Linked DNA regions of Homo sapiens: region 2 is linked to region 1. The links are chromatin contacts, found by Hi-C or POLR2A ChIA-PET in ENCODE. All regions are on one chromosome and are shown on one strand. Each heading gives the region's core, a stretch centred on a gene start or an enhancer-like site at or near the end of the contact. The rest is flanking DNA. Distances are from core to core; before and after follow the strand shown.

Region 1 (4,460 bases), core at 1,017-3,516:
AATTGCTTGAACCTGGGAGGCAGAGGTTGCAGTGAGCCGAAATTGTGCTACTTCACTCCAGCCTGGGCGACAGAGCAAGACTCCTTCTCAAAAAAAAAAAAAAAAAATTTTTTTTAAATCCAGAAAGCAGGAGGAATAGAGAGGAGCTAAAGCTGTCATTGGAGAAAAAGCAGTAATTACTCATGCTAGCTGAAGAAGGGATGTTTATTCTTCTGTGTGTGTGGTTGCGCAGTGCCAGTTTTTATTTATGCAGGCAAGATCACTGATCGGAATTATTTTCTCCTTCCCTCAGTCACAGAAAGAACTCGTCTGATATCAATTTTCTGTGAACCTGTTTATGTTCATCAAGTAATCCAGGCCAGCTACCGTGGGTCTCAGGGCTTTTTTTTTTTTTTTTTTTTTTTTTTGGGACAGAGTCTCGCTCTTGTTGCCCAGGCTGGAGTGCAATGGCGAGATCTCGGCTCACAGCAACCTCTGCCTCCCGGGTGCAAGCTATTCTCCTGCCTCAGCCTCCCGAATAACTGGGATCACAGGCATGTGCCACCACACCCAGCTAATTTTGAATTTTTAGTAGAGTTGGAGTTTCACCATGTAGGCCAGACTGATCTTAAACTCCTGATCTCAGGTGATCCACCCGCCTTGGCCTCCCAATGTGTTAGGATTACAGGCGTAAGCCACCACGCCCGGGCTTTTTATTTTTTTTCTTAATGATGCTGCACCTAATCACATTTAGGTGGCAGGCAAAAGAATATTGCTTAGCTGCTTTGCTACAGAAATGACAACTCTTGGGCAGGGGCGCGGTGGCTCACGCCTGTAATCCTACCACTTTGGGAGGCCGAGGCCAGTGGATCACCTGAGGTCAAGAGTTCGACACCAGGCCGGGCACGGTGGCTCATGCCTGTAATCCCAGCACTTTGGGAGGCCGAGACGGGCGGATCACGAGGTCAGGAGATCAAGACCAACCTGGCTAACACGGTGAAACCCCGTCTCTACTAAAAATACAAAAAATTAGCCGGGCGTGGTGGCGGGCGCCTGTAGTCCCAGCTACTCGGGAGGCTGAGGCAAGACAATGGCGTGACCCTGGGAGGCGGAGCTTGCAGTGAGCTGAGATCGCGCCACTGCACTCCACCCTGGGTGACAGAGCGAGACTCCGTCTCAAAAAAAAAAAAAAAAAAAAAAAAAAAGAGTTCGACACCAGCCTGGCCAAAATGGTGAAACCCCATCTCTACTAAAAACAAAAAAAATTAACCGGGCGTGGTGGCGGACGACTGTAATCCCAGCTACTCGGGAGCCTGAGGTAGGAGAATCACTTGAACTCGGGAGGCGGAGGTTGCAGTGAGCCAAGATCGCGCCACTGCACTCCAGCCTGGGCAACAAGAGCGAAACTTCGTCTCCAAAAAAAAAAAAAAAAAAAAGGACAACTTTTGATCCCTGAGGCTGCTAATTCCAACTGTGTGCATGTGCTTAACAAATACCTCCGCACCCAGGCCTGGGAAGTTGGCTGATTTGTGTACAGCAAATACGGCAGGCCTGATGTAGCAGAACTCTGACGAAAACGAACTGGACGCGTATTTCTCCTGCAGCGAAGGTCACGCTGCTGACAGCCTCTGCTTTGCACTTTGTCCCTGGGAAGGAGGCCTGTGGCCAGTCCTACCTCCTGGAAAGCCGGGGTGCGTCAGAGGACCTGATGCGGAGCGGGGACCCCATCCTCTCCGTGTCTCCCCAAGAGCCGGCGGCAGAGGCTGCCTGCGCTCCTTAAGCTAGGTCAGTTCTCTGGCCCGCAGTTCTCGTTCTCCTAACATCCTCCGCAGAAAACGACCTTCATTTTTTCCTCTTGCGCCAGTCTTGAAGCGGGGCGTCCTTTGGGCTCACGTTGCGGCGCCCAGCGGCCTCAAGCGTCAGCTGCCTCCAGGGCCTCAGGAGCAGTGGCTAGGGCCTGCCCTCCAGCGCCCGGGGTCCTCGGCCCAGCCCTGCTCCGAGCGCGTCACAATGGCGTCGCGGCCCCGCCCCCGGACGCCCAGCCGCGGTCCCAGCGACCTTCGCTTTCGTGGGGAAGCCGGACTGCGCCGTGTCTTCCTGAAGAAGGCTGGGGTAAGAGTCCGGCCAGCGGACAAGAGGGCAGCTGGTAGCAGGGTGGGATGCCCGTGGCATAGGGCCGAGCCCCCGCTAGGCACGCGGGAGCAGCAAGGCTTCCGGAAGCGCAGGGAGCGCTGGACTGGCGGGCGCCCGGGATTCGCGCAGGCCCCGCCCCTCGGCGGCCCCGCCCAGGGAGCGCTGCGGCAGTTTCCATGGTGAGATGGTCAACAAGCCTGTAAGTTCCTCAGCTACGACTACCAGGTACCTCGGGTTCCTCCCTCCTCCGAGAGACCGCCGAGGTGCGGGCTGTGAGAGGGGGAGCGTGGAGCCTCCGAGGCCGAGGTGAGGGGCGGCCGGCGGGCAGGGGCCGGGTCTGAGGTCGAGGGCCGCACACCCAGGATCGAGCGGGGACTGGGCCCGCTGGGGGTGGGGACCGTGGGGCTGGGATTTGGGATCAGGGCGAGTCGTGGCAGAGAGAACCCGGAGGATCTTTGACCCCAGTGCGGGAGCGGCCAGCCCACCCTAGAGAAGCGAGACAAGGGCAACCAGAAGGAACCGAGTCTGAGGAAGCGCTTCCTCTGGGCAGGGATATTGGGAGAGTCCTGGACGAGTGACCCTGGACCTAGGAGGCATGAGAGGTCTACACACACTTGCAAGGATACCTTCATGATTGTTGAGTTGTGGTGAGAAAAGAGGCTCTTTTTAGTTTATTTTTTAAGGCAGTACATTCACATCCTTAAGAGTCAGAAACTTGCACAAGGCCTTATTACTCAAAACTCCCTTTTCCCAGTTCCTTCTGAGGAAATAGTTGCAAATCTTTGAACTTTTTTCCTCCGGAAATTTTCTTTTTTTCTCTTACATCGGCAGCTCTTCACTGTGTTCTTCCTTCATTAGCTTTACTAAGTTTGTATTCTTTGGTTGGAAATATTTATTTATTTATTTATTTATAAATAGAAACAGGGGTATCACTATGTTGCTCAGGCTGGTCTTGAACTCCTGGGCTCAAGTGATTCTCCTGCTTTAGCTTTCCAAAGTGCGGGGATTACAGGCTGAACCACCGCCTGCCACCGAAATATTTCTTCATTGAGTTCCTTTGCCTCCTAGTGTTACTTTTCTGCTGTGTGTGTAATAGCCATTTGTTTTTTCTTTCTCCTTTCTGGTCATATCCTTAAATACATTTTGCACTAATTCCTTTTGAAACCTCATCATGGAGAGAACTTGAATTTAGCAGATTAGGGGTGAGTGCAGGCTTTTGTCTTAGGTTCCATATATATATATATTTTGAGGTGGAGTCTCCCTCTGTCGCCCAGGCTGGAGTGCAGTGGCGTGATTTTGGCTCACTGAAACCTCCACCTCCTGGCTTCAAGCAATTCTCCTGCCTCAGCCTCCCAAGTGACGAGGGTTACAGGCACGTGCCACCACACCCGGCTAATTTTTGTATTTTTAGTAGAGACAGGGTTTTGCCTTGTTGGCCAGGCTGGTCTCGAATTATTGACCTCAGGTGATCCACCTGCCTCAGCCCCCCAAAGTGCTGGGATTACAGGCGTGAGCCACTGCACCCAGCCCCCATATATTAAGAAATATACCCTTGTGTATTGTTGGTAAGAATGTAAAATGGTACAGCAGCTATGGAAAACAGTATGGCAGTTCCCTCAAAAAATTAACAAATAGAATTGCCATATGATCCAGCAGTACCACTTCTGGGTCTGAATCCAAGAGAAATGAAAGCGGGGACTCAGTTACTTGTACAGTCATGTTCATAGCAGCATTATTTGCAATAGTCAAAAGGGAGAGGTAACCCCAGTGTCCATTGATAGATGGATAAACAAAATGTGTCATATACAATAGAATATCATTCAGCCTTAGGAAGAAAATCTTGGCTGGATGCAGCGGCTCATGCTGGTAATCCCAGCACTTTGGGAGGCCAAGGTGGGAGGATTGCTTGAGTCCAGGAGTTCCAGACCAGCCTGAGCAACATAGCGAGATCCTGTTTCCACAAAAAATAAAATAAAATAAAGAATACAAAAATTAGCTGGGCAGGCCGGGCGCGGTGTCTCACGCCTGTAGTCCCAGCACTTTGGGAGGTCGAGGTGGGTGGATCAGAGGGTCAGGAGTTTGAGACCAGCCTGGCCAATATGGTGAAACCTTGTCTCTACTAAAAGTACAAAAATATTAGCCGGGCATGGTGGCACATGCCTGTAATCCCAGCTACTTGAGAGGCTGAGGCAGAAGAATTGCTTGAATCCGGGAGGCCGAGGTTGCAGTGAGCCGAGATCACGCCACTGCACTCCAGCCTGGGTGACAGAACGAGATTCCGTCTCAAAAAAAAATCAGCTGGGCATTGTGGCATGTGCCTGTAGTCCTAGCTACTCTGGAAGCTGAAG
Region 2 (4,329 bases), core at 1,070-3,569, 130 kb before region 1:
AATGTTTGGGAAAGCGGTGTTGATTGCATTGCCCAGTTTGAGGCTTCCTGCAGCTAAGAATGCTAAGGCATTTCCTTCACAGTGATGTAGCCATACTTGTTTTGGGGCAGGTACACAGTAAGGGTTAGAGCCTTTATAACTTACACACAGTGGGAGGATAGTGGAGTGATATGTAATGTTATCTGGCATCTTAGTCCAATGTGTGCCATTATTGCGGGACCTCACTGGCGGTAAATCTATTCCTCCTAACTAAGCAGTCACGTTATTATAGGCTGGGAAGGGAGCGTCTGCCCAGGTGACAGGGCAAAAGAAAGGTGGGTCTAAGATATGAGTCCAATACAGTGTAGTAGCAGGTACAGGTTGCAGACAAAGTGAGAGCATAAAAAGGATTAATACCCTATATGAGATGCAATGTACAACAGAAAGCATAGCAAGAAATAAATTATCTGGAGTAAATGGTGTTTGTGTCTGGAGCAGGATTCATTCAGCCTCCTGAATTGTCCTCTTCAGCATCCCCCAGGTAACATCCAGGACTCACGTCATCCGCGGAAGCCACATTGTCCAGGGCTGTGGGTCTTGCAGGGTTAACTCCTTTATTTCTGGTACCGGATTCGGTCCTAGCTACACCATGGTATGGTTTGATGCATCATGCTGGAATCCAAAGAGGACCTGAGGGGGTGTGGACACAAGCATACCCTCTTCCCCACGTTAATAATTCATTTGGACCACACCATTCATTACAGTTCACATCTTTCCATAAAACTGCTGGTTTTATGCCTTGAGAGGTTTTATCAAAGTGCTTTTCTACAGCTGATTGAATGAAATTTGTCATCTAAATTTTTAAAATTAAGGGTAAATAAGGCTTGTGCCAATAGTGTTGCAGGGTCTTTACCCATACTCCTCCTTTTTTGTTTTTTGAGCATATTTTTAACAGTGGAGTGGGCACATTCTACTATTGCTTGTCTTTGGGGATTATATGGGATGCCTGTGGAATGTTGGATATTCCACGTGTGACAAAATTGTTGAAATTGTGAGGTGGCATAAGCCGGACCATTATCAGTCTTAATTTTTGCGGGTTGTCTTATAAATGTAACAGTTAAAAGATGTTTAATGACGTATCGAGTGGACTCTCTAAGCAGAGCATGTGCACTAATTAAATGAGTGTTGGTATCAATGGATACACGCACATATCTTAGTTTTTTAAATTTAGGGATGTAGGTAACATCTGTTTGCTATAACTGATTAGGTTCTAGTTCTCTAGGGTTAACACCTGTTGAAGGAGGGGACATGCCTGTGAGCTGGCCATCTGGGCATTGTAGGATAATTTGTTTAGCCAGTCTCTGTGTAAGTTGAAATTGTTTAGATAAGTTTGTCCAATTTTGGTGGAAAAATTGATGTGATTGGGTGGCTTGGTCAAGCAGTGATGTCATAACCTGAAGGTCTGCTTGTTCATTGCCATAAGCCAATGGGCCAGGCAGTGAGCTGTGGGCTTGAATGTGTGTAATAAAAATAGTATGTATATGTTGATCTAGCAATTGCTGAAGTCAAAGAAAAAGAGCACACAGGGCTGGCTCCAGAGTAGACTTAATTAGTGCTGTCTCAAGGTTCTGTAGTAAATACACAGAGTAAGCAGAATTACTAACTATATTGATGGGCTGAGTTGAAAAAGTTTCTAAGGCCAGTATCAGAGCCCTAATCTCAGCTCTCTGCTAGCAAACAGATTGAGTGATTGAATTTGGTCTGTACTAGACTGCCACTTTTCTGTTTACTAGACCCATCAGTAAACAGTGTTAAAGCATCAGGTAGGGGGGAATGAACTATTTTTGTAGGTAAAATATTTACTAGACTTTTTGGGAATGACGAAAATGGGTGAATTTTAAGGGCTGTTAGAATATTATCCATAAAATGAATAATCTTGCAATCAGGAAATTTTTTTTCACTAGGGAGCAGAGCTTGATTTTAATTGCTCCTTAACTAACTCATGGGACTTTTGTAATTTCTCCCCCTTTAGAGGTTAGTTTTGCTTAAATTGGATTTGGAGAGTCACGCTAGGGGTAAGAGAAAGAGAACAGTGGCCATTATCAGAAAGAGGTTTTTCAAATCTTAAATTTTACTTAAATCTTAGCATAGAATTATACTTTGGGATGTCGCTCCTCTACAAGGAGCACTCGAAATTTTGCCGTGGGCCGCCTGCGGAGCTGGAGAGCTGAGGAGGCGGGTCCTGGGGCAGCGGCAGCGTTACCGCTTGCAAAGGCGCCCCTTTTTTCTGTGCTGATTTTCGCCTGTGAGACTTCCTCCCACGGGCGCCGCTGGCTAGTCAGACTTTCCCGCGTGCCTCCTGCCCCGCCCTAACAGGCTAACTTTTCCGCGCCGGGCCTGGCTCTTTGCTGCAGCTGCCGCCCTCGGTGCAGAGTTCCCGGGAGCACTTGCTGGCTTCGGTTTCGCGAACTTCCTGGCCGCGGAGCTTTCCCTTCTACTTAATGCTTGCTAGCTCGGCCGCACCGCTCCCCGCCCCCCGCCCCCGCCCCCGCCCCCGCCCCCGGGATCGGGCCTCTAATGCCTTTTCTTAACACCTTATGTAGCTGATTGCCTTGCCGATCTTGCATTACGGGCAGACTAAGGGCCCTCTTAATGCCGCTTGCCTAAGACAAGGTCCCATAGCTGGAGCATGTTTCTTGTCTTTTTTCCTACTTATTGGAGGAGGGGGCTCAGGTGAAACCTCCCTTTCCTCTTTGTTATTTTGCCCCGGTGATACTGGGGCTGAGGGAACACAAGGCGATAAGGTGGGTGACAGTTCCTCCTCTTTCCCCTTTTTAGGCTCTTGCATGTATAATGGAAGCAGGGCTGCTCTAATTAAAGCCCATAGCGTTAAAGCTGTTACTGGGACCTGTTTCCCTTGTGCATAATGTTGTTTAAGATTTCTCCCCACAGGCCGGGCGCGGTGGCTCACTCCTATAATCCCAGCACCTTGGGAGGCTGAGGTGGGCGGATCACCTGAGGTCGGGAGTTCGAGACCAGCCTGACCAATGTGGAGCAACCCCGTCTCTGCTAAAAATACAAAATTAGCTGGGCGTGGTGGCACATGCCTGTAATCCCAGCTACTCGGGAGGCTGACGCAGGAGAATCGCTTGAACGTGGGAGGCGGAGGTTGTGGTGAGCCGAGATTGTGCCATTGCACTTCAGCCTGGGCAACAAGAGTGAAACTCCATCTCAAATAAATAAATAAATAAATAAATAAATATTTCTCCCCACTTGTTCCCACAGCTTCATGTTTAGTGTGCCTTTTTCAGGGAACCATGGGCTTTGGGATTCAACAGTTTGCATTAAGTCCTTTAATTGAGCCTGCAAAACTGATGGTCTGCTAGCCTTTAGCAACTGTTTCAACACTTTTATATACTGTTTCTGTTGAGCTGATAACTGTTGTCCCATGATGAAATCTCAGCATGAACAATCTCCCCCGAACTTGGAAATCCCAAGTGGGCACCAATGACTTACTGATTACTCACTGACCACGTGTTTCCTTTTTCACCTTCCTTTCTCGGGTCCGTTCTGCTTCCTTCCCAGTGTTCATCACGTGGGGGCACCGGCTGTGGGGGTCTGTCCCGCAGACCCTGACCCAAGGATGGATGAATAAAGTACACTGATACACAGATACTCTGCTTTGCCAGTCCAGCTGAGCGTCTGGGCAGCTTACAGACTACATGCAAAGTGCCGCAAACAGTTGCCACTGCGGCCAGAACAGCTAGTGAGACTCGCATTTATTCAGTAAAGATTAATTGACAAAGGCTTGAGTCAACACCACTAGAGGGTAATTGACATTGCGGACCTCCCAAGTAGAAAGCAATTAAGCACCCTCAGTATAACAAAGGTTAGTCTTAAGACCACATGATTAAACAAGTTTGTTAGATAAACTCCCTACACTCCTTTGTTTCTACCCTAATTTATTTAACTAAAGGTAAGGGGACTAGGCTGCCTTCAGTCAGATTTATTACTGAAGTTATGCGAACTCTGAGGCCTTCCAAGAAGGTTTGTAGCTATTATAACTAAAATTTTTCCCACCAGCCTGACTGAACCACCACAACTGTCCACTACCATGACCAAGAGACACAGGCAGCTGATGGACATTTGAAACGTGGCTGGCCCAAATGGAAATGTGCTGGAGGGTAAAATACACACTGCATTTTGAATGCTTTGTAAGAAAAAAAAGGATGTGAAATTTCTGGTTAATAACTGTTATATGGCTGAGCGCAGTGGCTCACACCTGTAATCTCAGCACTTTGGGAGGCTGAGGTGGGAGGATCACTTGAGACCAGGGGTTTGAGACCAGTC

The links. Hi-C counts contacts between places; a loop is a spot of excess contacts on that map. ChIA-PET counts read pairs that join two places held with the same protein, here RNA polymerase II (POLR2A). Pooled maps may share reads with other maps.
Region 2: a loop to region 1 is called in a pooled map, with 2.1 times the contacts of the local background. The contact joins the enhancer-like site here to the promoter of ZNF487 in region 1. A Hi-C loop is called at or near these places in 1 of 168 maps with a recorded cell type or tissue (B cell) and 6 of 50 pooled maps. POLR2A ChIA-PET finds 5 or more read pairs at or near these places in 7 of 52 experiments (BJ, CD4-positive, alpha-beta memory T cell, HEK293 and 4 more).

What each region holds. Positions count from the first base shown.
Region 1 is chr10:43,434,845-43,439,304 of GRCh38, forward strand. It overlaps ZNF487 (zinc finger protein 487), which reads left to right and starts at 2,267. Exons shown (of 4, transcript NM_001355444.3): 1 at 2,267-2,418. RefSeq lists an enhancer at 1,722-1,791 and a silencer at 1,892-2,551.
Region 2 is chr10:43,302,537-43,306,865 of GRCh38, forward strand. No RefSeq gene overlaps it. Among named protein-coding and RNA genes, the nearest start is that of LINC02633, 18 kb to the right of the region's middle. Within about 2 kb of position 2,320, at least 9 of the 41 ENCODE cell types and tissues checked have a DNase peak (open chromatin) inside an H3K27ac peak, as active enhancers do.